Regions from separate parts of the Mus musculus genome. Here all the other regions are linked to region 1. A link is a loop called in an ENCODE intact Hi-C map of the cell type or tissue named here. Cell type or tissue: heart. All regions are shown on one strand.

Region 1 (8,000 bases):
CTTCTGCCTCCACTTCCCAAGAGCTGGGATGACAAGGAGCCCCACTGAGCTGGGTTTATGCAGTGCTCAGTTGAACCCAGGGCTTTGAGTGTGCTAGGCAAACCACTCCACTAGCTCAATTTCCCAGCCATGTCATGTTTTTTGAGACAGGCTCTAACTCTGAGGCCTTTACCTCTCAGCACTCCTCCTGCCTTCGCTTCCAGAAGATTGGAATTTTCCAATTATCCACCCCAACTGGATATCCACGCAGAAGCTGGCAGTGTGCAAATCTTCCTGGTTTTTAACTAGTGACATTGAAATCTGATCATTATCAACTTTCCAAAACCCTGCTCCTGGTTAGATTACATTTTCTGGGTAGTAACTGCAGCCTCGCCTGGGACCAGGGATAAAGGGATCCTTTCTGTCTAGACCTGCAGCTCAGGAAGCTTTTCTAATGCTTAGGTGGTTGAGTCTCCTACCATTGTGAGAAGAGAAGCCCCCTGGATCTGCCGGCAGCTGTCCTGGATCTGCCGGATAATCCGCAACTCCTCCCGCCCACCATGCCAGGGACCAAGCCCACACTCTGTGGGTGGCCGGAAATGAATGCAGTGGGAAGCTGTCCCTAATCCTAAGTACCAGAATATTCCTAGTCCCCAGGCTTGAGGTACCAGTGGTAGTCTCCCAGACTGGTGCCATATTCCCTTGGGGAGCCTACATGGCTCAATAAGCACAGGCTGTGTCTGCCTAAGCATGCAGAGGTCATTGAACTGCAGGTAGAAGACAGTTGGCAGATAAGGCTCTGATAACAGGCTAATTCCAGGAACCAATTGCTCCTGCCCTGGCTGATGGCACTGAGACAGAGCCACCAGGCAGGAGGGGCCATGTTCCCTGAAAAAAAATGTGAACTGTAGATAAACACAGGATGTATTTCTCCTGGAGAATTCATATGGACAACTGGTCACTCTTTTTTTTTTCCATATAGAAACAATGGATTATGGGGCTTCTATTTTTAAAAAGGAGAGTCTGAAATGAATTATGCCCACCAGATCCAGGGTGGCACTAGAATTGGGGGGCAAAGCTCCCATGGGGCCTTCCTACACTATTTACATTAGTGCAGAATGGAGGTCGGACTCCTTGCCCAGCACAAATAAAGACTTCAGGAAGATACAGGCAGGAGATTTGCTTGGGCCTGGGTGTCAGCTTTCAGCCAGGCAGGGGACCCCCTCCTCTGAAGCCCCTTCCTTTCTCTGCAGACCCCTTTCTTTCTTTCCTTCTTTCTTTCTTTCTTTCTTTCTTTCTTTCTTTCTTTCTTTCCTTTCTCTGTGGTCTTTTCATGTAGATAAATCAACTTCAGAGCCACAGACAATTTGGGGACTCTTAAAGAAACAAAACAACAAAAACGTTAAGTCCGGTAGCCATCCTTCCCCACTGGGGGACCTCGCACTGGTACTGCCAGAGGTAGGGCTGAAGGCTTCTTTGAACCCAGCCTCTATTCCTACAGAGCACTAGCCTACATACTTCATGACTACCGATTTTTAGGGGTTATGTGAACCTAGCCATCTCGCCTCACTCCAGTTCCCCCAGGTCACAAGCAGATGAGCATCTTGGGTACTTTCTAAAGTATCTAATTTTTGCATCACACCATGGACCTAAGAAAAATTGATTGAAAAGACCCTTCTTTCCTTTTTCTTTTCTTTTTTATTTGAGGGAGGGGGAGGAAATCGAGGACCACGAACACGCAAAGCCAGGAGAGGAGGCTTTCCTGTTCAGTATCAAAGGGGCCGAAAGCTGAATGGGACTCAGCAGTTAGCCCAGTCTTTGGGAAGATTAGACAGCTTCTCTGGTCTCCCTGCTCCCCCGCTACAGCCTGGGGCCATCACTTTACGCAGGGCGGGCAAGAGCAATATTAGCCCCACTATCATTGGTACCTTGCCCTCGAAGTTCCTTTTGGACCTGAGCAGGAGGCGAAAGAACAAACAAACAAACAAAAACAATACGGACCCAACGCGGCCGCGAGCATCCCGCCGCGTGGAGGAACACTCACCAGCCCGTATATCTTGCCGTCCGCGCTCATGCAGAGGTACCGCACGCTGCTGACGTCCTTGATGGCAATCGTCTTCAGAGCGACCGCGCGGAATTCCAACAAATCTGCGAGCAAGAGAAAGATGTTGCCGGGCCCCAGCAACACGTGAGTACAGCGGGGCCACACTGCATCGCCCTTCCCCAGCTCCAGTCTGGAAGTCAGGGGTGGGAGGATGTTAAGGCCACGGCGACACACCCACGTGCTTCTGGGTCCTAAGGGACCGGAGGGGACGGGCTGAATGATACTCACTTCGTTCGTTTTGGTCCTCCTCGCAGTCCACAGAGCCGTCGCTCCGGATTCGGAGGAAGCAGTTGGAGACATAGGGACCAGCGGAGTACAGGTACTGCAGGCGGGTAATCTTGCCCCAGCCGTAGAGAAAGAGTGGATCTTCATCTGACACAGACTGGGATTGCTGAGCCAGGGGACGCCCAGACACAGCCAGCCACAGAGTGGCCAGGACCAGGGCTCGGGCCACCGCACGCCCGTTCCACTTTCTCGCCATGACACCTCGGGGTCCTGAAGGCCGTTACAAAGGTGGCGCGGAGACTGCGATGCGGCGGGGACTCAAGTTGCAGGCGCAGGGCAGGCACAACCCACAAAGCAACTGGGCGCTTGTGGCGTGGGGCGCACAGAGTTACTGCTCCGACAGTGGGGTGGCTCCGGGCACGCGGCCTTATATACGTTTCGTCCCGCGGGCCCCGCGGGTAGGTGACCCGGGCATCAGAGCATTTCTCCTCCTAATTGCATCAAGTCTCCGCCCCCCGCACACACCCATTCAAGCCCCAACCCAGTGACCCCGCCCAGGCCGGCCAGATCTGGCAGAGGAGGAGCCCCCCCTTTGCGACCCTGGCCTGGGGAGCAAGTGTTCAATGCACAGTATCTTGGTGGTTATTGAATAGGCTATTTTAATTTTACTATTAATTATTGAGGTCTTCAGGCCCTGGGCTTTCAGAGGGATGCGCGTGGGACAGTCACAGAGACTAGAAGGCACGCAGAGCTCTGCCTCCGTAGCCCCCTGTTTGAGTCTTGAATCTCTCCTTTAGCACGCTATCGCAGATCCTACCCTCCCTCATTCTCCCGGCCCCAGACCTAGGCTCCCTTTTCATGGATATTTGCCCTACAAGGTGGAGACCTCGTGAGAACGTGTCGCACGCACTAGGTGGCGCTTCAGCCCTAGTTTCGGTCTCCAATGTGCTGCCAGTCGCTGTCTGCACGTCCTCTGCCTGCCTCGCGCGTGGACTCCACAAGTGGAATGTCACTGGGGCTGCGACTTTTGAGAAGGGTGGACTGACCAGCGTGCAGAAGCACGGCAGGCCGCGGGATCCCCTCTTGGGTCGATGATCAGGCCCTTGAGTCTGTGCGCGGGGGACAGCTGCGTACCGGAGAGGAGGGGGCCAGCTAGGAGCAACGGTGGACGCTGCTGGCGGCCGGTCAGGTGGGAGGAGAATGGGGGCTTCTCCTAGAGCCGCTCTTGCAAAGAAAAGGAGGCAGCCTGCAGAGAATTCCCCTGCCTGAAAGAAAGGGTCCTCGCAGGGGGCTTTGGCTCAGCGCTTATCCTTTCTCATTATGCCTCCAACCCCCCAACTCCTGTATGTGGGGCCCCAGGAGGCTGGTTTGGGTAAAAAGGTACTGGCCTAGCTCCGTGGTGATGGGAGGTCTGTCTGCAGGGGCGGGACAGCAGAGAAATGGCAGATCTGATGAATCTCAATGAGGAACACGCCACTTTCAGACGCCATCAGTGACTGGCATTAATGACGGAGCTCTGGGAGAATGTCATCAGGAAAGCCTTTACAAAAAGACATCACCGAAGGCTCTCAGGACCGGGGACTCCCATGCTGTGAGGCTTGTTTTAGAGAGCGATGTCTCCTGTAAAATCTAATTACTTCTCCCTTGTGATTCTCAATCGACAGCGCGGGCTATTAATCTTAATTGCCTTCTCCTGACGCTTTTGTTTTAATGTCCGTGATAAATGTGGGGTACCAGGGAGGTTGGCAGAGGCTTTACTGAAGAGTCCCCCCAAATTGGGCTGGAGGGTGGCATGCGGGTGGCAGCACCCCATCCCCACTCTGCGCCCTTCTCAGGGACTCCCAGAAGAGTTAGAGATGTTGGTAATGGAGTGATCAGAGGAAAGTCTGTTGGGTCACTGGGGGCCGCCATAAGAACATTCTTCTCCAGGGCGGGTTTTACTTCCACCTCTGAACAAGGTAGAAAATGGGACTCTGGAAAGTGACAGAGCGCCCCCAAGGATGCACATCGTAAGAGGTGAAGATGGAGCCTTGTTTGTGACAAAGGCAGGATGGCCTGTCTCAGAGCACAGGAGTGACAGTGGATCCACAGATGGCTACTCCCTGGGCACATGGTGAACTCTTGCCAGTTACATCAGCCTGCTTTTGGGCTTAACTTGTGTTGTTTGGAAGAGTAGACATAGGAGTCCTAAGATCTCTCTGTGTATAGAAGAGCCTGTGCTTTTCACACGGAGAGCGAGAGTCTATTAAGTGGCTTTTTATAATTACAGCAATGTGGGAACGAATCGCAGGGTGTGAGGTGGGCGTGCCCAGGAAATTCTGATCACCACTCCTAGGTTTTGGGGATATCCCCCCTCCCCGGGAGAAAATTGAAGGAAAAGAAAGAAAGAAAGAAAGAAAGAAAGAAAGAAAGAAAGAAAGAAAGAAAGAAAGAAAGAAAGAAAGAAAGAAAGAAAGAAAGAAAGAAAGAAAGAAAGAAAAGGGAAAGCGATTTTTTGCAAGCAGGGGGCGCTGTTGTTACTTTATAGACTCTCTTGATGAAAGAGAAGGTGCCTGCTGCTTTCTGCGGCCTCTGGATGCAGATCTAGTCCCCAGGAATCTCCAGAGCCTGTGTGGTGCTGAGACTGGGTTTCTAATCTGTCATCTCAGGGACTGTGTGGTATGGGGGGGAGCAGTGGCAGAACTCCTGTGGCCTCTGCTGTTTTCTCGGGGCCCATGCTGGACAGATGGCCAGAAGGGCTTGGTTTAGGGGCTTTTTTGTTTGATTGAAAACAAACAAAAACAAAACAAAAGGCCACAAAACTTTTTATTCTTTGAAAGTTCCATATATGGGGGCGGGGGGGGTATATGTGGGTCTATCTGTGTGTGTGGGATATGCTGATGAATGAAGACAGAGATGCCAGAGGTGTGATGAACCCCTGGAGCTGGGTGTGAGCTGCCCCGATGTGGGTGCTGGGAAATGAATTAAGGCCCTCTGGGAGAACGGTAAACTTCTTAACTGGGGCTAGAGAGATGGCTCGGTAGTTAAGAACACTGGCTGCTCTTCCAGAGGTCCTGAGTTCAATTCCCAGCAACCACATGATGGCTCACAACCATCTGTAATGGGATCTGAAGTCCTCTTCTGGTGTGTCTGAAGACAGCTACAGTGTACTCGTCATATATACTTACATACATGAAATAAATCTCTTTAAAAATTAAAAACAGGCAAATAAACTTCTTGGGTTTTTTTGTTTGTTTGTTTGTTTGTTTGTTTTGTTTTTGTTTTTTGTTTTTTGAGACAGGGTTTCTCTGTGTAGCCTTGGCTGTCCTGGAACTCACTCTGTAGACCAGGCTGGCCTCGAACTCAGAAATCTTCCTGCCTCTGCCTCCCAAGTGCTGGGGTTAAAGGAGAGTACCACCATTGCCCGGTGCAAACAAACTTCTTAACTGCTGAGAACTGCCCCGACCCCCCTTCTCACGTCCTGATTTTGGTTTTTGGTTTCTATTTTGCTTGGTGGTTGTTATTGTTCTGGAAGTCACCATGAGACCCAGCCAGGCTGGCTGTGATCTCAAGGCAATCCTCCTTCCTGCCTCCGCTTATCATGTGCTGGGATGACAGGTCTGAGCCATCAGTGTCAAACTTAGGAAAAGAGTCAGAAGGCCAGGCCACAGCCAAAGGGGAAAGATGGGAAGAGTGTGGCTATAGGTACCAAAATGTCCCATATCATGAGTGTGGGAGTAACATTTGTTAACGCTCTGAGAGGGTTGGCAAGATGACTTAAAAGATACAGGTGCTTGATGAAGACGGAGCTCACTCCCCAAGGAATGGGAGGAGAGAACTGACCCCCACAGGTTCTCTTCTGACCTCTGAATATGCACTATGGCATGGGCATAACAGGCACATAAGTAACTGTGCCCTTCAAATCAGGTTGGGGGGGTGGAATTTGTGTAATTTCTAAATTTTTACAGAGCGAGCCGTGTTCGAATTTTAAAGATGCATTAATTTTGAACCTGCTATATATGTATATTTTTTCTTTTTCTTTTTTTTTCCCCATTGTCGAGACACACTACATAGAATGTGCCCAGCAAACTGTTTTCCGGGTGTTTCAGGGCCACCATACTCATGTCATGGTGGAAGTATGTGTCACCAAGTGTCTCCAGGACTCTTCTCAGCTTGGAAAATGGAAACTTGTGAGAGGGTATATTTTATTTTAAATCATACCTACAAAAATCGGTTGGGAAGATCCCTTGGGTGTAGTGGAAATAACCTTTGACCCAGTGTCTCCATCTAGAAAATGCAAGAGGACATTGCTGCAGAGCTTCTTTGAGAATGTGGTGTCTTGCCCTCAACTGGAGGAGGCTGGGCCCACAGAGAATGAAGGCAAGCCAACCACAGGCAACCCCGGGTCTGTGAAAACTCACAGTCAGTTATCCCTGAGTTCACCACTAAGGGCTCCCATCCCCATGGCGATGTGCTCTGCTGATGGGCTCGTTTCATGCTGGCTTCCCAAGGGCACCAAGGGCAGGCCAGGGTATGAGAGCCAATGCCCAGTCGAGGTTGTGCAGGGTGCCATCCCACGGCCATGAGAAAGGTCAGGAGGAGAAATAAGGATCCACTAGCCGGATGGACAAAGGGCTTTGCCTCCTCTGCTCCTTATCCTGTGTCCCTTTAGGCTGCTTTCCTCTGAGCTGTGCTGGCTGTCAGTCATTTAGATGGAGACTCTGGAGTGCAGTGCTAGCCAGAGCTCAGAGGTTACCTTCCTGAAGGCCAGTGTTTAGGATGCCAGTGAGCTAGGGCCTGTGAGGCCCCTAACTTACATGACTCAGTCTCCTGCTGTCTGCCTGCAGAACTGGTGCTGGTGATGTTGCTAGGAGCCCAGCAAGGTGGGTGGAGTCACTAGGGTAGAAATGCATCCCTGTGGGCAGAGCAATCTCCCCATTTCCAGTGCCTGATTCCCACGCCTTCTGTTTGTTTTAAGAGATCCTTCTGGAAGTTTCCTCACAAGCCACTTAGAGTCACAGTCTCTGTTCCTCTTGAACTAGGGCCTGGTGGCTCTACGTGTGTTTATATGACATCCCTAGGGATACAGTGCTGAAGTTTGAGTCATGTTCTTGCCCTGATGATATAAGTAACTATGGCCAGAGACACACTTGGCACCATCTGAAGACTCTCCTGAAGGGCAGCATGGTGTTTTTCCTATTCCAGACCAGCACCACCATCCCCCCATACCTCCCAAGCAATGTTCAGCCTCTATGAGAATGGCTACAGCCATTTATGGACACTGTCTATCTTCTATTGATGCTTATGCCAAGCAGAAGGGGACAATTTTCTCCACACTGGCCACTGGCAAGCAGCAGGGCTAGAATCTCAACACAGGGCCACTGGCCTCTGTATGGATACCTCCAAGAGTGGAGAACAGATGACCATTGACCAACAATGACTTCCATGGATACTGACTCCTCAGAGCACCCAAGGCAGGAAGCCAAGGCTCAAGACATGAACAAGAGTGAGATGTGATGGTGCACACCTGTCATTCCAGCACTCCAGAGGTAGGGCAGGAGGACCGGGAGTTCAATGCCTTTCTCGGCTAGATAGACAGTTCAAAGCTGGGCAGTGCTGGTGCACACCTTTAATCCCATCCCTTTGGAGACAGAGGCAGGCAGATCTCTGTGAGTTCAAGGGCCAGCCTGGCCTACAGAGTGAGTTCTAGGAC
Region 2 (8,000 bases), 420 kb after region 1:
GCACTACTGCTCCTGCCTGGTTTTGTTTTGTTTTAAACAAGAGCTGGCTGTATAACTCAGGCTGGCCTAGAACTGTCATCTTCTTGCTTCAGTCTTCCTAAGGCTAGAGTCACAGGCCTGCACCACTAAGCCTGGCTTAACATCTTCACAGCACAATTGGTCCAGAAGCTGACATTAGTGTCACTAGACTAAGAGCCAGGTATCTTCAGAGTTGCCTCCTTTCAGAGGTTCAGGGACCTCTGTGTATTGATACGAAGTCACACAGTCCTCCGAGGGTGAAGTGAAGCTGACTATGGGGAAAATAGAAAAACGATGCAAGAGACAGGTATGGGAACGCTGCAGGTCATTACCACCACAAAGTGTATTTCTCCTAGCCTTCTTGTACTACAGTACCATGGGAAGCAAAGCTACAAGCTACCAAACAATTTTGCTGAAATATATACAAGACATTTGTTCTCACCCCAAAACCCCTTATTTCTTCCACTAAGGTCAATAAAATCTTTACCCTTGCTTTGAGCTTCTTATTGTTCCATGCCTCTGCAGGCTGGGAAATCTGCTAACAGACTCTGACCTGCCTTCACTCTGCCTGTCTCCACCCCTACCCCCACCCCCACCATCCCCCTGTACTCCAGAGAAGTGGCCAATAGCTCCCAGCACCTTTGTGCACTGCCTTTCCTGTTCTGCATTCCAGGGCTCCTGGTTCATTCCTGAAACCGCTGGTCTCTTCGGGCTGAGCTTTGGAGGATACAAACTGTTTGGCCTCAAAGACAGACGATCCATACTTGCAAATCAACTTACTTCCACTTCTTTAAAAGACTGAAAATCTTACTCCTTTCGTCATTATTGAATCAAATAAGATCTATGTGGGAGGCTAGGCGGTGGCTAGGGAGATGGCTCTGCCAGTAGTGATTACAGGACAAACCTGAGGCCTGAGTCCCCAGCACCCACAGAAAAAGCCAAACAGAGGTGTGCACTGGGAATCCCAGCCCCGAGGAGGTAAATGGATGGACTGAGGGCTGCATAGGTGGATGTATGGCTCGGTGGGTGGGTGGATGGGTGTGCATGCTTACTTGACCTACCAGGAACCATACCATCAACAAAACCAGTCTTACCCCCTCCAGCAGCTATCAACTGCCAATAGCTCCTGAGCTAGTGGTGGGAGCCCCATCCCCAGTCCATTCTGGGATGTTGATTGGCTTAATCTTGTGCCAGCAACTACAGCTGTTAGGAGTTCTTGAGTACAGCAGTTCTGCTGTGGCCAGAAAACACTGTTCACTTGTTCTTCTGACCTCAGGCTTTTGTGAATATTATGGGGGCAAATTATTCATTAGTTGATGGATCTTAATTGACTTTGAGTCTAGAATATAGCAGCACTTTGTTGAGTCAGTAGTTCTTTGGAGCTGAGGGGAGAAGGCTGTGTTGTTTGTTTGGTGGTAGTTTTGAGGTACACCCCAGTGAATAGTTTGAAGAAACCAAGACACACAGTGGGCTACTTATTTTACTAGCATTGAACTCAGGTTGTCAGGCTTGGTGGCAGGCACCTTTACCCACTGAGCCATCTCACTGACCTGCACCTCTGATTCTAAGCTGTTCCCATGTGAGAGTTACAGCAAGAGGGGGGTCCTTGTGTGATTTGGAAGTTACTGATTTTCTAGCTGCTACCTCTTCTCAGAAGGGTAAACAAATCTCTGGTTTGGAGGTGAGTTCTCAACTATGGTGCTCAGGCAAAAGCCATCTTCCTGTCTCAGGTGCCCCATCACAGGGACTCAGGCACACACCACTGTCCCTGGTTCAAGAATAGAGCTTGGCTTTTCAGCTTGGGTACGTGGAACTTAGCTTAAGTGACTGACCCCACTTGTTGGGCACGGTTTAGGTACTTAGTATAAAATGATGCCTGTAGTTTTTATTTAACAAAACACTTGAGACCATGGTTTTACTAAAACAACAAGAACAACAACAACTACCCTATGCTAGGAGATGGCTGGGTGTTTGCTCTGCAGGCATGAGGGACTGAGTGTGATCCTCAGAACCAATGAGAGGATGGTGGGTGGAGTGGTGCACATTTGCAATCCCCTCAGCAGAGAAGCAAAGACAGGAGGATCTCTGGGGCCTGCTGACCAGCCAGCTTAGCCTAGTGGATGAACTGCAGGCCAGAGAGATCCTGTCTCAAGCAGTGAGTGGCCTTCCTGAGGAAGATGCCAGAATGTGTCCTTGGACCTCTGTATGTGTGCTCATGCAGTTGAATGCACACTTACATGTGAATTGTGCACACACACATGGGAACATTCTCCTCTGACACCTGACATCTCTTTTTCCTTCCTGATCTATTCATAAATTTTGACAGTTTAGCCTTTTGTTTTCTGCCTTGTGGTGCTAAGGTTGGTACCAGGGCCCTGTACATACTAGACAGGCACTCTACCACTGAATTACATCCCTAACCTCCCTCTTTCATCTCCTTTCTCCTCCTCCTCCTTCTGGAGAGGGGGGCAGGAGAGACAGAATCCCTCACTTGGCTGATCAGGACCAGACTGGCCTCTAAGTGATCCACTTGGCCGCTGCCTTATTAGCTAGCTTTGTTATACAGTCCAGGACACCTGTCTAGGGATGGACCACAGTGGGTTGGCCCTCCTGTATCAAGACAATCATGCCCACAGAATAACCTAAATAAGACAAGTACACATTTGAGATTTTTTTAAAAAAAAATGTGATTCTAGGCTGTTTCAAGTTGACAGTTAATGTCAACTAGGACAGATAGATGAGTGGATGGATAGATAAGTAGATGGATGGTTGACACATGGGTGTATAGGTGACATGTTGGTTAGTTTTTGTCAACTTGACACTAGAGTAATCTTGGAAGAGGAAACCTCAGTTGATGAATTGCCATCAGACTGGCCTGTAGGCTAGTCTGTGGGGGCATTTTCTTGGTTACTGATTGATTCAGAAGGGCCCAACCCACCGTTGTGGGTTGCCACCCTTACACTGGTAGACCTGGGATGTGAAAGAAAGGCTGAGCAAGCCAGTATGCAGCACTCCTTCATAGTCTCTGTTTCAGTTCCTGCCCTGCCTGAGTTCCTGTTCTAACTTCCTTCCCTCAGTGATGGACTATAATTTATGAGCCAAATAAGCAGTTTTCTCCCCAAGCTGTATTTGATCAGTTCTTTTTGTTTTGTTTTGTTTTGTTTGTTTTTCGAGACAGGGTTCAGTTTTTTGATCACAATAGGAAGCAGATAGATGGAAGAATGGATGAACAGATGTATGGCTAGATGAGTGGGTGTATGGGTAGATGGGCAGAAGGACAGATTGGTGGATTGGTGGGTAGAAGATTGACAGGGGAGTGAATGATGCTGTGTAGATCCATGCGTGGGTAGAGAGTTGCAGGGTGGATACATGGTTGGAAGCTGGGTTGAGGGTGAATGTGTGTTGGACAGGGCTTGACGGGTGTTTCTAAATCGGATCTCCGCAGCTGACTGGCGGCCGAGCTGCCTATGAGTCCTGGAACTGTGTATCCTGCTTTCTTGATCAGCTAACAGGAATACGGGGCGGGGACGGCCTGGAATAGGGCGGGATCTTGCGTGGCCCCGGATGCGGCCCCGCCTCCGCGGAACCGGAAGTGAGCGGGCACAGGGAGCGGCGGGGCGCGGCGGGAGCCTGGTGGACCCTGCTGGTGCGGTGAGCGGGGGATGGGCGTCCTAGAGAGCTGCTGGGGGACAGGAAGGGTGTGGGATGATGAGTTGTCAGGGTGCCGGGCCTGGACGGGAGGTTGGGGTACAGGGTCTGGACTGGGCCCAGGTGATCCGAGTGCGGGGCAGGGTCGGGGCCCAGGGGTGCAGGGCCAGGATCTGTTGGTCGAGGCCTCGGAGTGTAGGGCTGGGACCCCTGAGTCAGGATTCCAGGCCAAAACCCGGTGTTCGCGGTGTGGGGCCGGGATTGTGACTTGGGGTGTGTGGCTGGGGTCGGGCGTCGGGACCCGGGCTGCAGGGCTAGGATCGGGGGTTGGAGTGCAGTGCTAGGAGGGGGAACCGGGGTGCAGAGTCAAGGCCAAGGGTTCGCGGTGTGGGTCCGAAATCGGGGGGTTGGGGTTGTGGTGTGGCGCTGGGATTCGGGATTCGGGGTGTAGGGCCAGGATTGGAGGCTCAAAGTCCCGGGTCGCAGGGTCTGGATGGGGACGTCGGAGCCCCGGGTATTGGGCAAGGATCGGAGGTTTCGGACACCAATGCTGAGCCGTTCATCCCGTCATTTGTGGAGTAGCTAGGGGTGCACAGCCGGTCTGGCTCTGAGGGGGCGGGCCCTAGGACACAGGCCCTAGGAATTTTGGACATAAAGAAAGGGGTGGGGTTTCAGAGCAGGAACCCAGGATGAAGTGCTAAGTCGGTTTGGGGTGTTCTAGGTCAGAGTGCATAATTATGGGTCTGTGGTAGTCAGAGTACCAGAACCTGGGAAAAGAATGTAGACCTGAGGCCTGGGAGATGCTGGTGGGGGTAAGGGGACTTTGCTTCTAGAATCTAGTGGAATGATGAGGGCCTGGGGGAAGCTGGTGGGCCTGGGGAGCCTGGGGTTCCAGAACCCAGTGGAATTATGAGGGTCCAAGGACCTGTAGGAAGTTGGTAAGGCTGAGCAGCCGGGTTCCAGCATTGGTCTCTAGTCCTCAGGACTGGGCTGAGAGGCCAACATCTGAGGAAAGGCCTGGGCACCTGAGGGAAATTTGCAATGGGGTCAATGGAAATCCAAGCGCCTAGCTTGCTTCCTGGAGCTAAGGAGCCTGGAATCCAGCCGCCCCTCCTCCTGGGTGTGTGCCCAGTCACTGCAGAGGTGTTTGGGCCTGGTATGTTCCTTTGTTTCCTCTTGGTCCGTGTGAGGGATGGGGACTTGTGGCCAGGGAGAAGGAATTCCCTGTTGTGCCCAGTGAAGCAAGCAGAGGCTTTAGCCCTTCCTAGTGGTTTGCCCTGGCTGCACTGCCTGGGCCTTGCCAGTAAGTAGCCCAAGCTCCAGTAAGTCCTCACCACCCAGTAGACCCTCACAGTCAGAACTTACAGCCCACCCCCCACCCCCCTCCCCCAGCGTCCACCAGGGGTCAGGCCTCTGCTGGCTCACCCAGAGTGAGTCACCAGTTCAGGCCCTGAGTCAACACTGCTTCTCTGTTTGACTGAGAAGGTTGTCACCAGAAGTTTGAAGGAGGGAGAAGCAGCTTTTGTGGGAGCTTCAGATGTAGAAGAGTGCAGAGGTGGGGTTGAAGAACTGATTGTGGTACTAGGTCTCCAGAGCACCCTGGGCCTTGCTAGACAGCTTCTCCACCCAACTTTAGCCCTGGCCCTAGAGCTGACCTTTAATTGAGGGCTTATGACAGTTATGCCTTTAACACCTTGTAAAATGCCAGGGAATTTAATTGGCCCTTCAGACTTTGACCTGTTAGTCGGGAAGGCACCTGGCATAACTCCGCACCGTCCTGAGCATCCTTACCTCCTTGTGCCCCTGGTCTTTGTCCTGGGCATGGTCGTGTCTGCCTACCAGCTTGTCTCTTAATGGAGTCCTGGGCAGGCTAGCCTACTCCGTCTGTGCACTGGCCTCCATAGGCATGGGGTGGGGGTTGCCCTTTCCATAACAACTCCTGACCCAGCCACCTTTGCTCCGCTGCGCTATAGGTATCAGGTTCAGGGCCTCAAGATGGTGGATTCCTCCATCCTGTGACTAGGTCCTCTCTGACTGAGCTTCGTGCTGGCTGTGTGGGGCTGAGTGGCTTTCTCTGTCCCCGTCTGATTTCTATCAGCTTTATTGATATTTCACCCTACACGTGATCACCCGATTGAAGGGTTCAGTGGTTATCGATGTATTCAGAGTTGTACAGCCATCACCACAAACAGTTTTGGCCTTCTCAGAGATCTACATAGAATGTGCATGCCCATGGTCCCAGTGGCTGGGAATGCTGAAGCAGAGGACCTTAAGACCAAGGAGTTCTGGCCAGCCTAGGAACAAACCTGGAGTCTGTCTGTCTGTATGTGTCTCTCTTTCTACTCCTCCCTCCCACTCCCTTTTTGGTGGTGGTTGGGATGCATTTGAGACGGATCTCTATAGCTTTGATTAACCGGAAACTCACTACGTACACCAGCATGCCCCCTACACTTGCAGCCATCCTCCTGCCTCCTGAGTGTTGGGATTATAGGCTGTGGGCACACACTATCAAGCTGGGCCGCTCTGCTCTGTCCTTTAGAAAAGAACGAAACTGGATATCTTAGCCTCGAATTTCCCCTGATTAGCTCTCCTCTCAGCCCTCCTCCCACATTGCCAGCACCCCCCACATCCCATTTGCTGGGGATCAAGTACAGAGCCTCGAACACACAAAGCTTGTATTCCACCCATGAGCTCCAGCCCTGCCTTTTTCCTCCGTTTCCTTTTTTGTTTGTTTTGAGATGAGATCCTTCCATTGAGCTCCTATGTTTAAGTGTCATTCCCCCAGTCCCCTATCACTGTGCCTGGCATCTTTGTTATTAAACAGGTTAGCTATCTTTTTAACTAATGATTAGTAAGTGCTCTTTATATATTCGGAATCCATTATTTGAAAACCATTCTTCTTCCACAGGTCATCCTGTCACGTGTTTGCTTCTTGGCAGGGTCTCATTCTGTAGTCCAGGCTAGCCTCAAACTCTACAGCCTCCACCTCAGCGCCCTGAGTGCTGGGTTCTAGTTTATATGCTGCCATACAGGTTCTTGTTGGTTTTCTGGTGGTTATCTTTTGAGGAACCAAAAAACATTTGAGCATTTAGATGAGAAGGCTCAGTGGGCAAAGGACACTTGCCACTGAGCCTGACACCTTGAGTTCAGTCCCTGGGACATATGTGGCAGGAAAGATTCAGGCTATCTATCCTCCGACTTCCATAAGCACACCACAGCACACTTGTTGCTCCACAGACCCATACATGGACACAAACAGACACATCCATACACATAGACACATAAAGGCAGACAGAAAGACATACACAGAGTACTTCCCAGTGTGTTTATTCTGTTTTTATATCCTTGTGTTCTTTTTTTTTTTTTTTTTTTTTTTTTTTGGTTTTTCGAGACAGGGTTTCTCTGTAGCCCTGGCTGTCCTGGAACTCACTCTGTAGCCCAGGCTGGCCTTGAACTCTGCCTCCCAAGTGCTGGGATTAAAGGCATGCGCCACCACGCCCGGCTGTATATATATCCTTGTGTTCTTAACATAACATCTGAGATGTTATCAGCAAATTGCAGTCAGAAGCATTCATGTTCATTTCAGTCCTTTGGTGTGTGAGAGATGGGTACAGGGGCCTTATTTAGATCCCAGATTACACAGACTTATTTTTCAGTTGGTTGTTTTCGTGGTTCTGAAGTTGAGAACATTGAGCATACAGCTAGGGACATGGCTGGGTTGCAGAGTGTTTGTGGAGTAAGACCCCGGTCTCAACCCCAGCATTGCTGCTCACTGGCTCCATATCTGGCTTTCCACATGGATTCTGGGATCAAGTGCAGGTCATGAGGCTTGTGCAGCAAGCACTTGTATCTGCTGAGCCATCTCCCAGCCCTGATGAATGGGCTGTGACTAGTGGGTTTTTTGTTTGTTTGTTTGTTTGTTTGTTTTTTTGTTTTGTTTTGTTTTTTTAAAGGTGGTCTCACATAGCCCAGGCTGGCTAAGGATGGGAGTTATAGAACTCTGGTCCCCCTGCCTCTACCTCAAAGCACTAGGATCGCAGGTGTGTGCCATTGTGCTGGCTCATGTTTTAGCTTTTAGAGGCAGGCTGTCCTGTCTCTGCCGCAGCTGGAGTCATAGGCGTGTGCTGCCATGCCAGGCTTCGGTTTCTAAATGCAGTGACAGAGTTCTGTCGCCCTCCGCCTTCATACATTAGAATGGGAAAGAAATGTTCTATCTCAGCTGTACAGCGAGCAGGGCAGGTGCCGACCACAGAGGCTGAGATCTCAGCTGCATTTGGGGTTGGTGGGGGGGGTTGGCTAAGTATGGGGGGTGAGGTCTTTGAATCTGCGGAGTC
Region 3 (8,000 bases), 98 kb after region 1:
CAGAGCAGAAGCTGGAGTTGGGGCCCCTTCTCCCTGGTGCTCTGCCAACCTCCACCTGCAGCCCGGCTGGCAGTTGCAATGCCCAGTGTGGCAGGCTGCAGGGTTGTGGGCGCCAGTGGCCCCTGAAGTGGACGACGAAGCCTTCGAGGTCTTTCTTCCCAGTTCTCCCACCCCGGTGTCCATTCTTTAACCAAATGTTTTTCATTTTACAGGAAGTACGGCAGGGGCTAATCTGAGTTTAATTTTTGAAGCCAGGCCTTTGATTCAATACTTACTCATTTGAGTAATTAATGCCTCCGAGCCCAGAGTCGGAGAACAGCACAGTTTACCTCGCCGTTTCCTTTCACACAGAGACAGACCTCACAGCACTCGGGACCTCCAAACCGTTAATTTATACCCCCTGAGACATTCCAGGGGTGGCTTAGTGGCCAGGGGCCACTTGGCAGTTTCCACCTTAGAGCATAAGAACTCGCTTCATGTGCTTTGGTCCCCAAGTCCCATGACAGGAGCACTTGCCTGTTTAGTGAGGATTAGTGAGCCAGGTCTTTTGGTGGCTACAGGGATTGGAGACAGGACTTCATTCATTTGGTCAAGAAGCCTTCGCTGAATACTATCTGCTAAAGGCTTGGTAGAAAGATTCTAAAGGGTCAGTGCTTGCCCCCAGAAAGAAAAGTCTGTCTGCCCCAGGGGTGGGGGTCGCATCAAGGGTAGAGATGGTCAGGGACAGCCTGAAGAAGAGAAGACCCAAGGGAGAGATCTGGAGGGTGGGGACAAGGAAAGGCTGGGTAATGACCAGTTTGGGGAGGGACCAACCCCTATAGGGATGTACCTTCCTCCCCTTTCCTTTTCCCCTTCTTCTTTTCCTCCCTCCTCCCTCTCTCCTCCCTCTTTTCCTGGCCTTCTTTTACAAAGCATAAGCCAAGCTTAGCCCCCATGGCCATCAGCATTCTCTGCCACCCCTCCTGTGGTAGTAACAGGGCCACCACACCATCGTCCCAGAAGCCCCAGTTCATGCTCTGTATACAGCAGGGGCTGCAGCGATCATGGTTTTTATTGATAATTCAGAGCACAGAGCCTGGGTCTCAGCTGGAACCTGAGCTCTGGATGAGATAGGGTTCTTAATGAATGCTTGCTAGAGCTGAGGCAGGGGACAGGGCGTTAGGCTTGGAGTAGCCACCTATGGCCCTGCCAAGGAGGGTCCTGCTGGAGGTCCCAGCTGGACCTCACCAAGGACAGGCCTGTTGGAAAAAGAACAGATGGTGGGCTGGTGACACTCAGGGCCACTCAGGACATGCAAGGCATTTGGGGCCACTGGTGGCCTCTTAGAGGGAAGGGAAATACACCAGATCCATGGCGGAGCTGGGGCCCAGGAACATCTGCTCACTGTGATGGTTAGAACCCATCCTCAGGCCAGGCTGGCAGGTTCTCAGCAGCACAGGGCATGCAGGAGGCCCTCTGTCCTTAACACAGAATGTACAGGGCTTTCAGAACCCCTAAAATGCTTTCCACAGAAATTCACAGTGTGAATTGCCTGCTGCCCAGACTGGCTCAGTGTCCAGAACTAAGAAGCCACAGAGGGGACAAAACAGGCTGGGGACCATTCCTTCTTTAGCAGGGCCCTGGGTGGACAGGCTTGCAACCTTCATTAGAACCCCTCACTTCCCAAGGCAAGGGACTCTAGCTCCTTAATTCACTGATACACAGGCTTGGTATGTGTTTACATTTGGAGAGTGACTGTACTGTCATCTCTGAGGTGGTGGCCAGACTATGCCAGTGGGTCAATCCCAAGCACGTGTCAAGAAGGTGTTGAACTTTATAGCCTTGAGGCCCTGGACAGAGAGGTGATTTTTTTGCAAACCTGTAGCTACATCCTACGTCCAGCACTCCTGACAGTCCCTTTAGCTCTCAAAGCCTTGGCTCTAGCACCCACAGGCTTGTAAACAGTGCATATGTCCCAAGCCCACCAGGTCAAAACCAACCCAAGCCCACCAGGTCAGAACGCCAACCTATGGCTGCAGAGCTTAGAGGTCAGAGTGGCTTCCTGGAAATGGGGAGACAGGGGCTTTTGAAAGGGACAGTCACGCTGCTAATGCTGGGTTGAGGATTTGTCTCCCTACAGTGACAACACAGTCCAGGGGCATCACGTACCCTCTTATCTCTGACTACCAACCAGATGCTGGCCAGGGGGCTGCCTCTGCCACTTGTCACCTAGTTGGTGACACTAAATCTCTTCATGCCTTAGCTATTACCTTCTTCCTCTCCTCCTCCTCTTTCTCCTCTCCTCCCTCTTCTCCTCTCCTCTTTTTTCTCCTCTTCCTTCTCCCCTTCTTTGTCTCCTTCCTCCTCTTTTCCTAGTCTCATCTTTCTCTTTCACTTTCTCCTCCTTCTCTCCTTCCTCCTTCACCTCCTCTTCCTCCTTCTCCTCCTCTTCCTCTTCCTCTGCTTCTTGCTGTTTTGTGAGCTGGGGTCTCACACTTCAGCTAGGCTGGTCTGGAACTTGAGGCAATTCTTCTGCTTCAGCTTTTGAGTACTCTTACTTTCTACATCATAAGCAAGGATGGCTATTGATCCTACCTCAGAGACTGGCTGAAGGAGTAAACAAATTTTCAGAGAACTGTTTGGGGCTCCCTATCATAGGCCATGCCCTGTGCTTATGTCTGGGTCACTCTACCCAGATGTGACCACAGGAGCTCAGTGTGGAGTGGTGCAGCTGTCCAGAGAACATGCAGAAAACTTTTGTGTGGCCTCGTAGGGCAGCTGCTAGGTCAGCATGGGGCTGTAGAGTCTGAAGGAGACCATAGAACAGACTCTGGTATTGATGACAGTCTTTCTAGAGTTGGGGGATTTTTGTGGTCCTGCAGAGACACCACAGCCACAGACTCATATCAAGGATGCAGATTGCAGACACAGGACACACACACACACACACACACACACAGAGAGAGAGAGAGAGAGAGAGAGAGAGAGAGAAGCAGCAGGAGGGGCATTCTAGGAGCATGCCCATGTGCACCCAGGCATCTCCAATCAGGATGCTAAGGAAAATAAAAATCTCACAAAGCAGTGCCATCTTGTGGTAGCAGTGGGGCCTGGCTGCTCTTCCTTCTGGAGGGTTTGCCCCAAGTCTGCCCTCACCACTGTTACATGACCCACAGCAGAAGCCCCAGGGCAGTCACTTGTTTAACCTTGTATCTCGGAGTGCAAGAGATGTCCAGGGGGCTCTCCCCAGCCCACTGACCCAGGTTGCTGAGACTTCCCAGGTGTTGGGCTCTCTGGGAAGAACTGAGAGCCCCCTTATAGCTCTGACTCTCTCCACTTGTGAAATGGGGCCACCACAAAGTTTCTTAATATGTCCCACTCTGTATGTGTCACAAATAGCTAGGACTGTCTCCCATGGCAGGTCCCAAACCAGAGCTACCTATCAATCACTAGGGCCACCAGGCCCAACACCTGACTCTGAACCCTGCTTGTTATTTCTGTGTCTTAACAATCTCCCAGGGGATGGGGGTATCTGCATCTTCAAAAGACGGGGTAGCACCCCATGCAGTCCTGGCTACATCCTGCTTCATAGGATCCTCTGTTTTGAAGCAGGGACTCTTTCCTACCCTGTCTCTAGTTGCAGCCTGTAGGAACAAGGCTCAGAGCTGCTCAGGTACTAAGACACTTTAAAGGAGCACATGAGGCCTGGAGCGCCTCCTGCCTTTAGCTCAGATCTGTTGCCTATTTGAGAGGGCTTTGAGACAGACTGGATCCTGTCAGTTCACCTGTGCTTTAGTGGGGACAAATGCAGAACTGTAGGAATAAGGAAATGAACCTACAAGAAGGCCCTGCTAGGTGCTGAGCCCTCGGAGACTCATCTACAATGTGGGCTTTGTGCCGTCTAAGACCAGCCCCATCCTGGACTTGAACTTGGGCCTTGTGGACCAAGAGGTCTCCTACCGAGGGAAAAATAATCTGCAGCTGGCTATTCCCAGCCCCTCGTGGATCTGGGGCGTGGTGCTGTGATGGCCACGGGCAGCCCTGCTTCACGCATTTTGATAATTTACTCGGCACCAATTAATCTTTCCGTGTTGATAGACGCGGCGGCTGAATTCCCTCCCAGGGAGAAGGTGACATTCTCAGGCTCTGAAGGGCTTTCCCCTCCTTCCTGGAACGCTGATGTTAATTTCCCTGGAGTACCCCTGGAAGGAAGCTTCAGAACAGGCAGAGCTTGGTGGGAACCTGATGTCTGAAGCTAGTGCACTGGCTCCCAGAGGAGGGTCACGACATCTGCTAATTGCCAATCAACTCTAATGTGAGACAGAGCTGGAATGAAAAGTCCCTTTTTGAGGCTGGGGGGCCAGGGAGGGAGAGAGAACGATGATGCAGGGCTTCCAGGCCTACAACATGCCTGCCAGACTCTTTGGTACTGTGTTGTGAATAAATAAAAGGTCTCAGAGAGGAAACCACAGGCACTTTCCTACAGGGAAATCTGAGAGAGCTGGGCCAACGGGTAGGTTCTGGGCCATCTGTGATGGAAGTCCATAGCCAAGGCCAGCGGGACTCTCTAGGCCTGATTCCTGCCTGACAGGACCATGATGTCCTTTACCCTCCCTTGATAGGCACCAGCTGTACCCCATCTATGAGGGTAGTACCCTATTCTGAAGGGTGTCTGAGGTCCATCCTGAGCGTGACTGGTGCCTTCTGCCACTGGCTACGTTCCTGTCCCGAGTCTGGTAGTGCTTGAGCTCAGCTCCAGGAAGCCAGTGTGCCCACAGCAGGAGGAAGCAGGATGTTAGGAGGCCATTTTGAGAAATAAGACAGTGGGAATCTTGCATCCTGGGACCCTGAGCCACTATCCTGGTACTTCATTCGGAACCTTTCCCCCATGTGACCTCAGGCCCTGCAGTGAGCAGAGCTATGCATATATCTGAACGACATATACAGGGACCAAACACTGGCTGTGTGCAAGGCTCTGTGCTCAGCACTGGCTTTTACCAAACATAGAATCTTCTCCATTGTCCAGCCAAGAGGCAGGCTCTGCTATGGTCCTGCCTCTGAGGTCCCTGGGGCCACCCTCTAAATCTAATATCCAGATTCATTCATAGCTGCCACCCTTTCCTTCCTTACTCCTGAACCAAGGCCCGGATTCCACAGAGAGGGTCACCCTTGTAAACAGTACTGTTGGGAGCTCACAGTTCAGGGATTGCTCCTTCCTAGGGTTGAAGCTGATAACAGCTTGAGGGCTATTGCACACTAATGGCCCCATAGCTGTCTGGTGCGGAGTCTCTGTGCCCAGTTCTAAACACCCTAGTGGCCTGGGTCAAACAAGGGACATTCCCAGAAGGCCCCTCCAGCCGGGCAGGTGAGCCAGGTGCAGGTTAATGACTCAATGTAGATCACCCATTTACCTGAGGGACACTGCCACCCCTTATCGCTGGACGATCAAACCCCAGCCATAAACAGTGGCCTTTGCACACCCAGAACCCCTGACGCCGGCCTCCAGCACTGACTCTCTTGTTTATTTACGGAGAATATTTTTAGCTCTGAACTCCTTTACCCTGAGTGTCCTGACTTTCCTCTCTTCTCCGTGGACAGACAGGAAACAGTATGCATGTGTCTGGCCCCAATACAACAGTGACTCTGGGGCAATGCTCTGGCCACTGGGGTCACACTTCTGTCAGGAACTGCATATCACAGTGGTGAGTCTTACCAAGCCCTTGAGGGTATGACTGTGTGTGCTGGTCCGATATGGTCATGGCTCCCACCGAGATTTGCTGAGGAGTTGCCTTCCAGGGGACCATGGTCAGCACACCAGGGACAGTAGTCAGCACTGTGATTTCTTCTGAATTGGGCTAATCCTAGACATGTCCCCCATAAGGGATTCCTGTGTCAGCAGCAAGGTGAGCCCCAGGATTTTAGCATGATATGTGTCCCTTATCCATGTTTCAGAAAAGACTCCCAGATTCCTACACCCCAAAGTCTAGAACTGAAATATTGACAGTCACTGAACATTCATGTCAGTTTCCATACTGGAAAATGGGGCCCATGCCCCCCACAAAGCAAACAAAACTCCCATATATACAGCAGCTTGAAATGGCTACTTTTCCAATACTTTATTTTTATTTTTTAGATAGATGATAGGGTCTCATGTTGCTTATGCTGGTCTTTGAGGCTAGCCTTGACTGTTGATCCTCCTGCCCCAGTCTCCTGCCCCAGTCTTCTCAGTGCTGGGATCATTGTCATTCATCCCCGTGTCCTGCATTAACCTGCTAGAAGGAATGAATGAAGCAGGCAAACTCTCTCTAGCCCAGCGCTGTGATTCTGCTGCTTGTGAGAGACCTCTGTGTCTGTCAGGGTGGAAGCAGGTGACTACTCCAGGTGAGGGGATTGAGAGCAAGAGATGGTGGCTAGTTTAATTACTTTTCTTACTGACAAAAAAACCTGACGAGGCCACCTTAAACTAAGTTTGAGGCTGCAGCCTATCATGGTGGAGAAGGCATGATGGCAGGAGTGTGAGGAGGCAGCCCAGTCACATGACATCCCCAGTGAGGAAGCAGAGAGAGAGAGACAAATGCTGGCACTCAGCTCACTTTCTCAATTTTATTTAGTCCTGGTCCCCAGCCATGGGATGGTGCTACTCACATTCTGGATGGGTCTCCCCTCCTTGACTTAATCTAGAAACGTCCTCATCCACATGCCTCCCTGGTGAGGCAAGGTTTTGTCATGAAGATATCAATACTAACCACCACCTTGCCATGGTATTAAGAACCCAGCAGGAGAGGGGGCTTGTGTGATGGGGATTCTGCCACCTATCATAGAGCAGGCACATACCGTGTGCTCTCCTTTCTGGTCTCTGCTATGTCTCCTGGGCTGCCCAGTGGAGTCCAGAAGCCAGGAGACTAGGAAACCTTTTCCCCAGGGACAGAGAAATGGCACTGGTAACCCTCGAGGGCAAGAAGAGAAGGGTCCAAAGCATGACTCCACAATACCTGTGCAAAGTTCTGCCAGCTGGGCCAGGTTCTGCAGGCAAAAAGATGTGGGCTAGGTGTGGAGAGCCAGAACCCATGGGCAGATGGCATCTGGAAGGTTCTGACCCCTTTCTTCCAGATCACGGATGTACAGTGTGCTGGGTCATCATCCAGGAAGGATGCTGAGTGACCTGTTTGAGCAGGCCTCTCTGTGTGCAGGGTCAATAACTTCAAGATCCATGTGACAGCCAGAGGCAGGTGCTATGTGCCAACCTTGGGGTCAGCCTACAGGCAAGGTGAGCTAGGGCTGGCAGGAGCTCTTCTCAGCTCAGTGGGAGTAAGGCTCTGCTCTCCTGGCTTTGCAGGTGTCTCCCAGCCTCTCCCTGCCCCCCTCTGCAGAATGCTCTCTTTCCCACACTCACAAACCTGGGACAGGGATTGAAATGTTGCAAACTGAAAGGCAATTCCCTCAGGAGCCCACATTTCATGTCAGAGATCCTGGGATCTAGTTCAGAGCGGGTCTGTGACACCACGCTGCAGCCATTTTGCCTGGGTTCGGTACTCTGTCCCTGGGACTGTGCTGTTTTTCCTCTTAGCATCCAGGGGTTCCCCAAATATGTGAGGGGGGCCTTATCCTCTGCCATACTCAGGGGCCAGGTTGATGATTTCCATGTTAAGGCTAAGCCTTTGTGCAGTGGGGTAGAGGATGGGGAGCCACTCCCCAGCAGGACCTCTGGGTCTGGAGAGTGGACTGTTAGCAGACCTCTCTCTACCCCAAGTCTTAGGACCCAAGCCCTCTGTCCCAGTCCTCAAGCAATGTCACGCCATCCTAAGCTAAAAAAAAGTTGTCAATTAGCATATATCAACTATTCACGGTAGTTGTTATTGTGACATTTGCATACATATATAATGCATGTTGGTAACACCCACCCCCATGATCCTCTTGTCTCCCACTCACAAGTCCCTCCTTTCCAATGACCCCATTTTACTTTCATGCCTTTTTCTTTATTTTGTCTCAATAAGCTTCACCAGGGTTGCCTGGATAAGAAGGGG
Region 4 (8,000 bases), 50 kb after region 1:
TCCTTGGGAAATCACCGGGGCAGCCAGAAGGGGTGCCAGAGTTGCCCAGCTGGTCACCCGTGTGTGGGTCACTTGTGAAGCTCTGTCTGTGGACAAAAGTGTCTGTCTCAGAGATGGACCAGGATCCCCTGAGATCAGAGAGCCAGGTTCCCCCAACACAACATTACTCCATCTAAGGCTCTAGAGTTTGTTAAGATGTCAATCATTGCTGACCTGGTCCTGGACAACGTCCAGCCTTTCTTAGTGCAGGCAGAGACATCGTAGCCACCTCTCTTCATATTCTGGCCTCTTCATTAACATCGACTTATGTGGGACTGACCTGGGGTAGGCATGAGCTCTCGGCAACCTGTCCTAGCTCTGTGAGCCTTAAAGACACCCCCCCCCCAGGATGGCAATCGGTTGGGATAGCCCCCTACACACAAGGAGGCCTGAGATCATTGTCTTTTGTGTCTTGGGCTTGCGATGGTATCAGATTGAGAATCTGGGGAACATTGGATGCAAACATTGACTTAGGCATTCAACAAACACTGGCTGCTCTGCCATGTATTTACTTTTAAAGATTTTATTAAAAAAAAAAAGCCAGATGTGGTGGCACATGCCTTTAATCCCAGCACTTGGGGGGGCAGAGGCAGGCGGATTTCTGAGTTCGAGGCTAGCCTGGTCTACAGAGTGAGTTCCAGGACAGCCAGGATTACACAGAGAAACCCTGTCTCGAAAAACCAAAAAAAGAAAAAAAAAGATTTTATTATTTTTGCTGATATGTATGTGTGCGTGTTTGTGTGCATGTATGCGCACAGGTATTCAGGTGTCTGCACAGGCCAGAAGGTATTGGATTCCCTGGAGCTGGAGTTACAGGTCATTGTGAGCTACTCTTCCCTGGTGCTAGGAACTCTGCGCCCTTTTTTTACTGGGCCTCCTCTCCATACCCTTGCTGATCCTATTTTTCAACCTAAAAATAGGTCTCGGGTAGCCAGCCCATGCTGTCCTCAGATTCACTGTATAAAGTAGGGTGGCACTGGCTGGATCCTCCTGCTTACCCCGCCAGAGTGCCTAGATGAAAGGTGTGACTCTCCATTTGGGCTTTGCCCACCTCATAGGTTGTGGGGGAGTGAACAGGGAACTGTTCAGTGAACAGAGAAACTGAGGCATACTGAGACTGGTCACAGGCGAACTATACTAATACCATGTCAGCCAATAAGATGTGTTGCTGGCACAGGAAAGCCAACCAAGTTCACATCTGCCACAATCACCGCCTCGGAAAGCTGAGGCAGGAGGATTACTTCGAGAGTTAGTTCAAAGCCAGCCTGGGATACACAGTGAGACCCAGCACATCACCCATAATCCTGCAGACCCTCAGCAGGGCTCTGGGGCTCAAAAGGCAAATCCTGTTGGTGTTCATGTTCCTTTGATCTGCAGCAGCGAGGAAAGCAGTAAGAGCAGGCAGCGTGTGGGGAGCATGGTGTGGAGTAAGCTCTGTACCTAGCCTCAGCCAAACTGGGGACAAAATGCTGAGACCATGATCGGGCCTTGCAGCTTGTTGCCAGGTCTTCCCCTCAACCCCCAGGGCCTTTGTATGTGTCTTCTTTTTGGTTTTTCGAGATAAGGTTTCTCTGTGTAGCCCTGGCTCTCTTGGAACTCACTCTGTAGACCAGGCTGGCCTCAAACTCAGAAATCAGGCCTGTCTCTGCCTCCCAAGTGCTGGGATTAAAGGCGTGTACCACCACTGCCTGGCTCATTGTGTCTTCTTGTCCTTTGGGTCTCAGCCTGGATGCTGTCCACTTCCACCCCCAACCCCCATGGTCTTGGTCAGAGCATCATCTGTTGTCCCTGCCATGTTACTTTAAAAGCATCTTTTGGTTTTACCTCTCTTGCTGATGTCTGGATGGTGTGGGCCACACTGCTCTGCCCTTCCCTCTGGCACCCTCCAGGGTGCATGGAGCTGGTGCTTAGTGGAGGGTGGGAAAGCAGAGTATTATCTGTGGCAGCGAGCAGGCCTACCCCACCATCTGGAGACAGCTTCATCTAATGCTGGAGGTGGCCACAGTGCCAGCAGTCACAGCATCACCCTGGTAGGCTCAGAAATGCAATACACCAAGAAAGCTTGACTTAAGCAGCCGTTTTGTGCCACAGCTGAGCAGATATCACACAACAAATATAGAGGAAAAAGGTAGGAATGTTCTGGGCCCTAATGGGTATGGAGCAGTCTTACCTCTGGGTCTCTCAGATCCAGCCTTCTGCCAGAGCCTATCCAATGCCTCAGTGTACTCATCTGTAAGTGGGGATCATTGCAGCCAAGCTTGAGGGTCACCAGGAGAACACACAGGATGATAAGGGCAAAGCCCCAGTTCACACAAAAACTCTTCATCTGCCCACTGAGTTCATGAGCATTAGGGTATGCTTAAATAGGGATTCATATCTGGGTGTGGCAGCTCACTCCTTTAATCCCAGTACTTGGGAGGCAGAGGCAGGGGATCTCTGTGAGTTTGAGGCTAGCCAGATCTGTGTAGCAAGTTCCAGGCCAGCCAGGGCTACATGGTGAGACCCTGTCTTTAAAAAAAAAACAAAACAAACAGGGACTAGAGGGATGGTTTATTGGCTAAGGGTACTTATAAAAGTAAATAGATAAATAATAAATTAAAATAAAGTAGGGGTTCCTGGCTAGGAAGGCTGGCAACCATTGCCAAGCAGTTCGGGGCACTGGCACTATATCCAGAGCCATCTGGGGAGCACAACCTGGGTAGGGGGCTGTCTTTTAGAGCCATGTTGGTTGTTGGTTGGAGACAGATTTCACTTTGCTGTCCAAGTTGACCTCAAACTCATTCTCCTGCCTCAGCCTCCTGAGTCTTCAGTCTTGAAACAATAGGCCTGTACCACCATGCTTGACCAGACATGCTTGTCAGTGTCCAAGACAGGAAACTGAGCACCATAGGAGACACTGTGAGCCAGCAGGGGCCTAGAGCCCACAGTGGGCCTGACCGTTGCCCTGCCTTCCCCACTTCCAAGCAAGCAGCCTCTCTTCTTTGGGCCTCAGTTCCCCTTTTGTCCCACCGGGGAAACTGAAGTAGTCAGCCACCACAGCATAGCGTGGAAAATGTTTCCAGCCCCACTGTTCTTCCAAGTTCAGCCACCACCTTGAGGTATGGGCAAGAGTGGACCCCTGCTGTATCCCTGACCTGGTTCTCCTGGCTCCAGCATCTGCCCTGCCAGGTCCTACTCCTGTGTCTGTGCCATCGTGGGTAATCCTGAGCCTGTTGGGGTGACCAGCCATGACTCACCCAGGTAGCCATCACCTGCAAAGACCTCAGTGTCCTCGCCTGAAAACAGTAACACCCCCAGCTAGCTCCACACCTGAGCTCATCCCCGAGACCACTGCCACCTGCTGGAAGGGAGTAGTACTGTATGGGGTGGTCCTGACCCACAGAACTGTCACAGGAAGACCTGGGAGTCCCTACAATTACATCAGACCTATCCAGATGCAACTCTGGAAGCGCTCAACTTGGCCAGGCATGAGGGCTCACCCCTATCATCCTGATACTCTGGAGTTGGAGGCAGGAGGATGGCCAAAAGTTTCAGACCAACCTGGGCTCGAGTCCCAGCATCAGGTCCCCATCAAAACAGCCTGCACAGTCCCTCTGTCTAAGTTGTGACCTTGATGAGTTTATATGGAGCATGCTGCCCTGTCACTGATGCCCTTTCTAGAACATTTTCTTCACCTGGAAAGGGCCCCACCCTCTTACAGTCTCCCGGTTCCCTGTTGTAGGCACTGCTGGTGTTTATATTTGTATCTTGTCTCCTGGCACAGTTTTGGGGTGACCTCGGAGTCTCATGCAGCTCATGTTTGTTTGTTTGTTTTCCTCTCCTGTTTTGTTTTTGAAACAGGGTCTTTCTATACAGCCCCAGCTAACCTGAGCCTCACTATGTAGGCCAGATTAGCCTTGAACTCACAAAGATCCTCCTGTCTCTGCCTTTTTTTTTTTTTTAAAGATTTATTTATTTATTATATGTAAGTACACTGTAGCTGTCTTCAGACACTCCAGAAGAGGGAGTCAGATCTTGTTACAGATGGTTGTGAGCCACCATGTGGTTGCTGGGATTTGAACTCCGGACCTTCGGGAGAGCAGTCGGGTGCTCTTACCCACTGAGCCATCTCACCAGCCCCCTGTCTCTGCCTTTTACCCCAGCGTTAGGATTGGGAGTTTACAGCAGCACACGCAGCCACAGGCTCTTGCCACTAGGCTCTGCTCCCTTGTCTTCCTCCTGGCACCATGCAGGTAGCAGGACAGGCTTTAGAGTCCCCAGATCTTGCCCAGTAGGTCTTTCACGGGCTGTGTGGCCTCAGGAAAACCACATACCACTCTCTGAGCAGGTTTTCTCACCTCTAGTGACAGCAAGCAGTAGCCTAGTCTGTGGCACCTTTACCCCCACTGTTTATGAGTAAGTATTTCAATCATGTCACAAGCTCCAGGCTTGGAGGCACAGAGCAGAAGTTCTAGGGACTCAGTGATTAAACAGCCCAGTGCACTCAGAAGTGAATGTTGAGAAGTGGGTAATCTGGGGACAAACAGAGGGAAGAATAGTGCCCTTGGCACGTGCAAAGGAGTTTGGGAACAAACATGGCTCTAGTGGTGAAGGTGAGCAAGGGTCGGGGGTCATAAGGTAAAAGGGCAGGGGCCAAAGAGGTGCTGATGCCCATCTTGGAGAGATTGAAATTCTAAAATTCTCTCTCTCTTCTCTCTCTCTCTCCCTCTGTCTCTTCCCTCCCTTTTTCTTTCTCCCTGTGTGTGTGGTATATGCATTTATGTGTGTGTGTGTGTGTGTGTGCTCACGTGTGTGTACATGGAGGCCAGTGGTACCAGGCTAGTATCTTCCTCTTTCCTCCTTAGATTTTTTTAAAAAATTAAGATAGAGTCTCTCAACAGAACCCTGGAAGGTCTGGAATTCTCTATATAGGCCAGGCTAGCCTTGAACTCACAAAGATCCAGAATTTTCCTTGGATGACTTTGAGTCTGGGAGTTGACCTGCTCCCCCCCCCCACCTTCCTGCATTACGGGGTCTTCTTTTTAGGGTTACCCAATACCTGGTACTATGGTGCTAGGGAAGCTGGCAAAAATGTCACAGCTGCCTTGGGGTGTGGTTCAATGGCCTGTGTGGTATGTTCTAGACCTCAGATCTTATCTCTAGCACTGCAACACACACACACACACACACACACACACACACACACACACACACACCCCGCAAACAAAAAACACCAACACAAAAGAACCAGAAACAAACAAAACATCACCAACCATATGGTTCTTTAAACAGCAGGAATGTATTGTCACAGCCTGAAGGCCAGAAGTCTAAGGTCAAGCTGGTGGGTAAGGTTTTTCAAGGCTTGCTTGCGGTGCCTCCTGAGCTTTTAGGGCAGCCTCCAGCCACTTAGCTGTGGAAGCTTCACCCTGACTTAGCCCCCAGGTCCACATGGAATCTCACTGGTGGAATGCTCTGAATGTCTATGTGCCTCCCCATGGGGCTTGTGTGCGTGTGTGTGTCCCAGCCTACAGCCAAATTTCTTCATCAGGACACTAATGGCTTATCGTGGTGCCTTCCCTGAGCCTGCATGGCCTTCTGTAAGCTACTCACATCTAGCAAAACCTTTCAGAAAAGGTTGTGTTGTGTCAACCAGGGTCAAATGGTAGATAGGAACTGAGCAGGACATGAATGTTCCTGCCTCCCTCCCAACCCACGCCCAGTGTGAAGCCACTGGCCTCTGACTAAGGGCAAGGGACAGATCCCCGAAGTGGCCCAGACTCCTGTTGGGTCAGTTTTAAATATTAGCCAACAGACACTTCCCAGTCCCCTATTCCTCCCCAGGAGCTGTTGAGGTGCCTGGCTCGTTCCGGGGAACATAAGCCCTATCCCGAGGGTGAGGGCAGCTCTATGCCAAGGTTCTCATCACAGAGATACAGAGGAAGCTGGGCCTGTCTTAGGGTTGGCTGTCTGGAGATCCTGGAGCCCTGGAGGTGGGTAGCAAGAACAAAGGAAGTACTTCACCTGATAAAAACAGTTCCCAGAGAAACACATATACGCTTCATATACAGGAGTGCGAGTGTGTGTGTGCGCGCAGAGAGGCAGAGGCCTGGAAGTCAAAAGTTCAGGGCCAGTTTGTGTGCATGCTTCACACACACATGTTCTCAGGAATACACCAACACCCTTCTACACACATGCTTGTGGGTATTTGCAGACATAAGAACCCACAAACACATGCTTGCATGTAGCACCTCAGCCCTTTCTCAGGACACAGCCAGTCTGACACCTTGCAGGGAAGCCCGCAGATCACTGCCTTCTTCACCCTCCACAGAATATCTCAGTTGGAGCCTCAGGGCATGCTAAGTCTGTATCCCAGCTGTTAAATAGCAAGACAGAAAGACACCTTTAATGTGTGAATCACAGCCCCCTCCACGGTCCACTGCCTCAGGTTGCCAGGACTGACTGCCATTGGCTGGGCTCCATCCGGGATTAGGATGACCCCTGTAATAAGAATTCCCTCTCATGTAACTCCACATACATCTTGAACTTCGAGTCTTCCAGAGTCTCTGACTCAAGCCCCTTAGCAGCTGGCACTTGCTCTTTGAAAGCTGTAAAAGGCATGCAAGTTCTTGGTCCCCCAAGCAGCCAGCCCAAAGACAAGGGTGGGGAGGCCAGGGCTCCAAGTGAATCTTGGGTGCCCACTGGAGTTGGTCTCAGAGGGCTTTCCAGGTGGCCACTCAGGCCACAGCCAGTCCACCTGTATGCAGCTGGGTGCTTGGAGTGGCCCTGGTAGACAAAGTCTCCATCTTGCCATGATCACTTGGGCTCTGCTTCTTCTGCCTCCGCTGCCTGGGCTGGCTGCCCTCTCCTGGGGCTCGTGGCTGGCTACTCTGCAGCAGCCGCACCATCTCATGGTCCTTGTGGCCCAGCACTCGGGGCAGGAAGAGAGAGGACTTTTGTGTGCGGCGGGTCTTGAAGCCCCTGCGTGGCCGACCCTTGCCATTCACCGACACGTACCAAGGTCTCTGGGCACCAGGTTGCCGTTGAGCTCCTGGCCCACTGGACCCTGTGCGGTACAGGCGGGAAGCATATGTATTGTAGCCCAGCTCATGGATCCGTTCCACAAACTCACACTCTGCGTTGTAGTGATCCTGTGAGACAGAAGCCACAGTCAACAGCCTTGGAGCCATGATGTCAATGGGGCTACATCTCCCCAATGCCTCCCTTTCTCCTAAGGCTGCCTGGACCAGCAGTCCACACCTGCCACTGTCTAGGCAGCTTGGCTATCCAACCTGTCCAAGTCTGTGCCCTGCTCCAAGTGACTTCCTTCCACTATCCCCTTTTGCTGCAGCCTTGCACTTGGCTCAGTGCTTGGTATGTGGTAGACAGAGCATGCTGGAGGTGGCTGGCTAGCTGGTGTGTCAGAGGGTGGATGAATGGATGTGTTGGTGAGTGGCTGAACAGGCAGGTGGATGTAATAGGTGGATGGGTAGCTAGGTATGTTGCTGGGTGGGTGAGTGACTGTGTAGGTGGATAGACAAATAAATGTATCAGTGGTTAGATAATTGGGTGTAAGGATGGTACATGGGTGGATAGATGGATGGATGATAGGTTGGGACGTATGAACGAGTGTATAGATGGAGGTGTGGGTAGATGACTGAGTGTGTAGGTGGGTGGATAGATGGCAGGCTGAGTAGATGGGTGGATAGATGGATGGATGGATGATAGACAATGAATGGACAGACTGTCATGAAGGATGAGCTGACTTCATTCAGCCTGCTTTTACAGTAGAGGGAGCTGTGGGCAGTTGTGGTCGAAGACTTCCAGGAGGTGGGGATTGACTATGGAATGTCACTGTCCCATGGATATAGCACATAGGCAGCCACATTACGCACCCAGGACACCCAGGGACAGGTCTACAGGAAGAGGCCTTAGACACCAGCCAGCAGCTGAAAGAAGCTGGGACCTGTCTGCAAGTCTGTAGG

The links. Hi-C counts contacts between places; a loop is a spot of excess contacts. Peaks named below come from ENCODE experiments on the same cell type or tissue, not always from the same donor. Only the 100,000 strongest peaks of a DNase experiment are listed, where the experiment ranks them.
Region 2: it touches region 1 in a loop (2.7-fold over the local background); 2 of 42 quality-filtered maps call a loop at or near these places.
Region 3: it touches region 1 in a loop (7-fold over the local background); 35 of 42 quality-filtered maps call a loop at or near these places.
Region 4: it touches region 1 in a loop (6-fold over the local background); 21 of 42 quality-filtered maps call a loop at or near these places.

Annotation. Positions count from the first base shown.
Region 1 is chr7:144,891,243-144,899,242 of GRCm38, reverse strand. Fgf15 (fibroblast growth factor 15) reads right to left here and starts at 2,711. Exons shown (of 3, transcript NM_008003.2): 1 at 2,312-2,711; 2 at 2,024-2,127. The coding sequence starts at 2,564. Gm26793 (a long non-coding RNA gene) reads left to right here. Exons shown (of 2, transcript XR_003946907.1): 1 at 1-2,167; 2 at 2,338-5,122. RefSeq lists a cis regulatory region at 2,845-2,859, enhancers at 3,700-3,732, 3,753-4,104, 3,562-4,104, 4,079-4,125 and a promoter at 2,626-6,286. In heart, CTCF peaks have their summits at 3,209 and 4,821 (motif pointing right); DNase peaks (open chromatin) are centred at 2,632 and 3,212; H3K4me3 peaks cover 2,864 bases; H3K27ac peaks cover 1,203 bases; H3K27me3 peaks cover 6,558 bases.
Region 2 is chr7:144,466,358-144,474,357 of GRCm38, reverse strand. It overlaps Cttn (cortactin), which reads left to right and starts at 3,423. Exons shown (of 18, transcript NM_007803.5): 1 at 3,423-3,669. In heart, a CTCF peak has its summit at 4,984; DNase peaks (open chromatin) are centred at 3,577 and 4,767; H3K4me3 peaks cover 2,739 bases; H3K27ac peaks cover 3,036 bases.
Region 3 is chr7:144,793,709-144,801,708 of GRCm38, reverse strand. No RefSeq gene overlaps it. Among named protein-coding and RNA genes, the nearest start is that of Gm34964, 8.9 kb to the right of the region's middle. In heart, a CTCF peak has its summit at 3,077 (motif pointing left); a DNase peak (open chromatin) is centred at 5,498; H3K27ac peaks cover 855 bases; H3K27me3 peaks cover 7,078 bases.
Region 4 is chr7:144,841,741-144,849,740 of GRCm38, reverse strand. It overlaps Fgf3 (fibroblast growth factor 3), which reads right to left. Exons shown (of 3, transcript NM_008007.2): 3 at 6,393-7,166. The coding sequence ends at 6,753. Among named protein-coding and RNA genes, the nearest start is that of Fgf3, 7.1 kb to the right of the region's middle. In heart, a CTCF peak has its summit at 3,391 (motif pointing left); no DNase peak of the experiment used is centred here; H3K27me3 peaks cover 5,159 bases.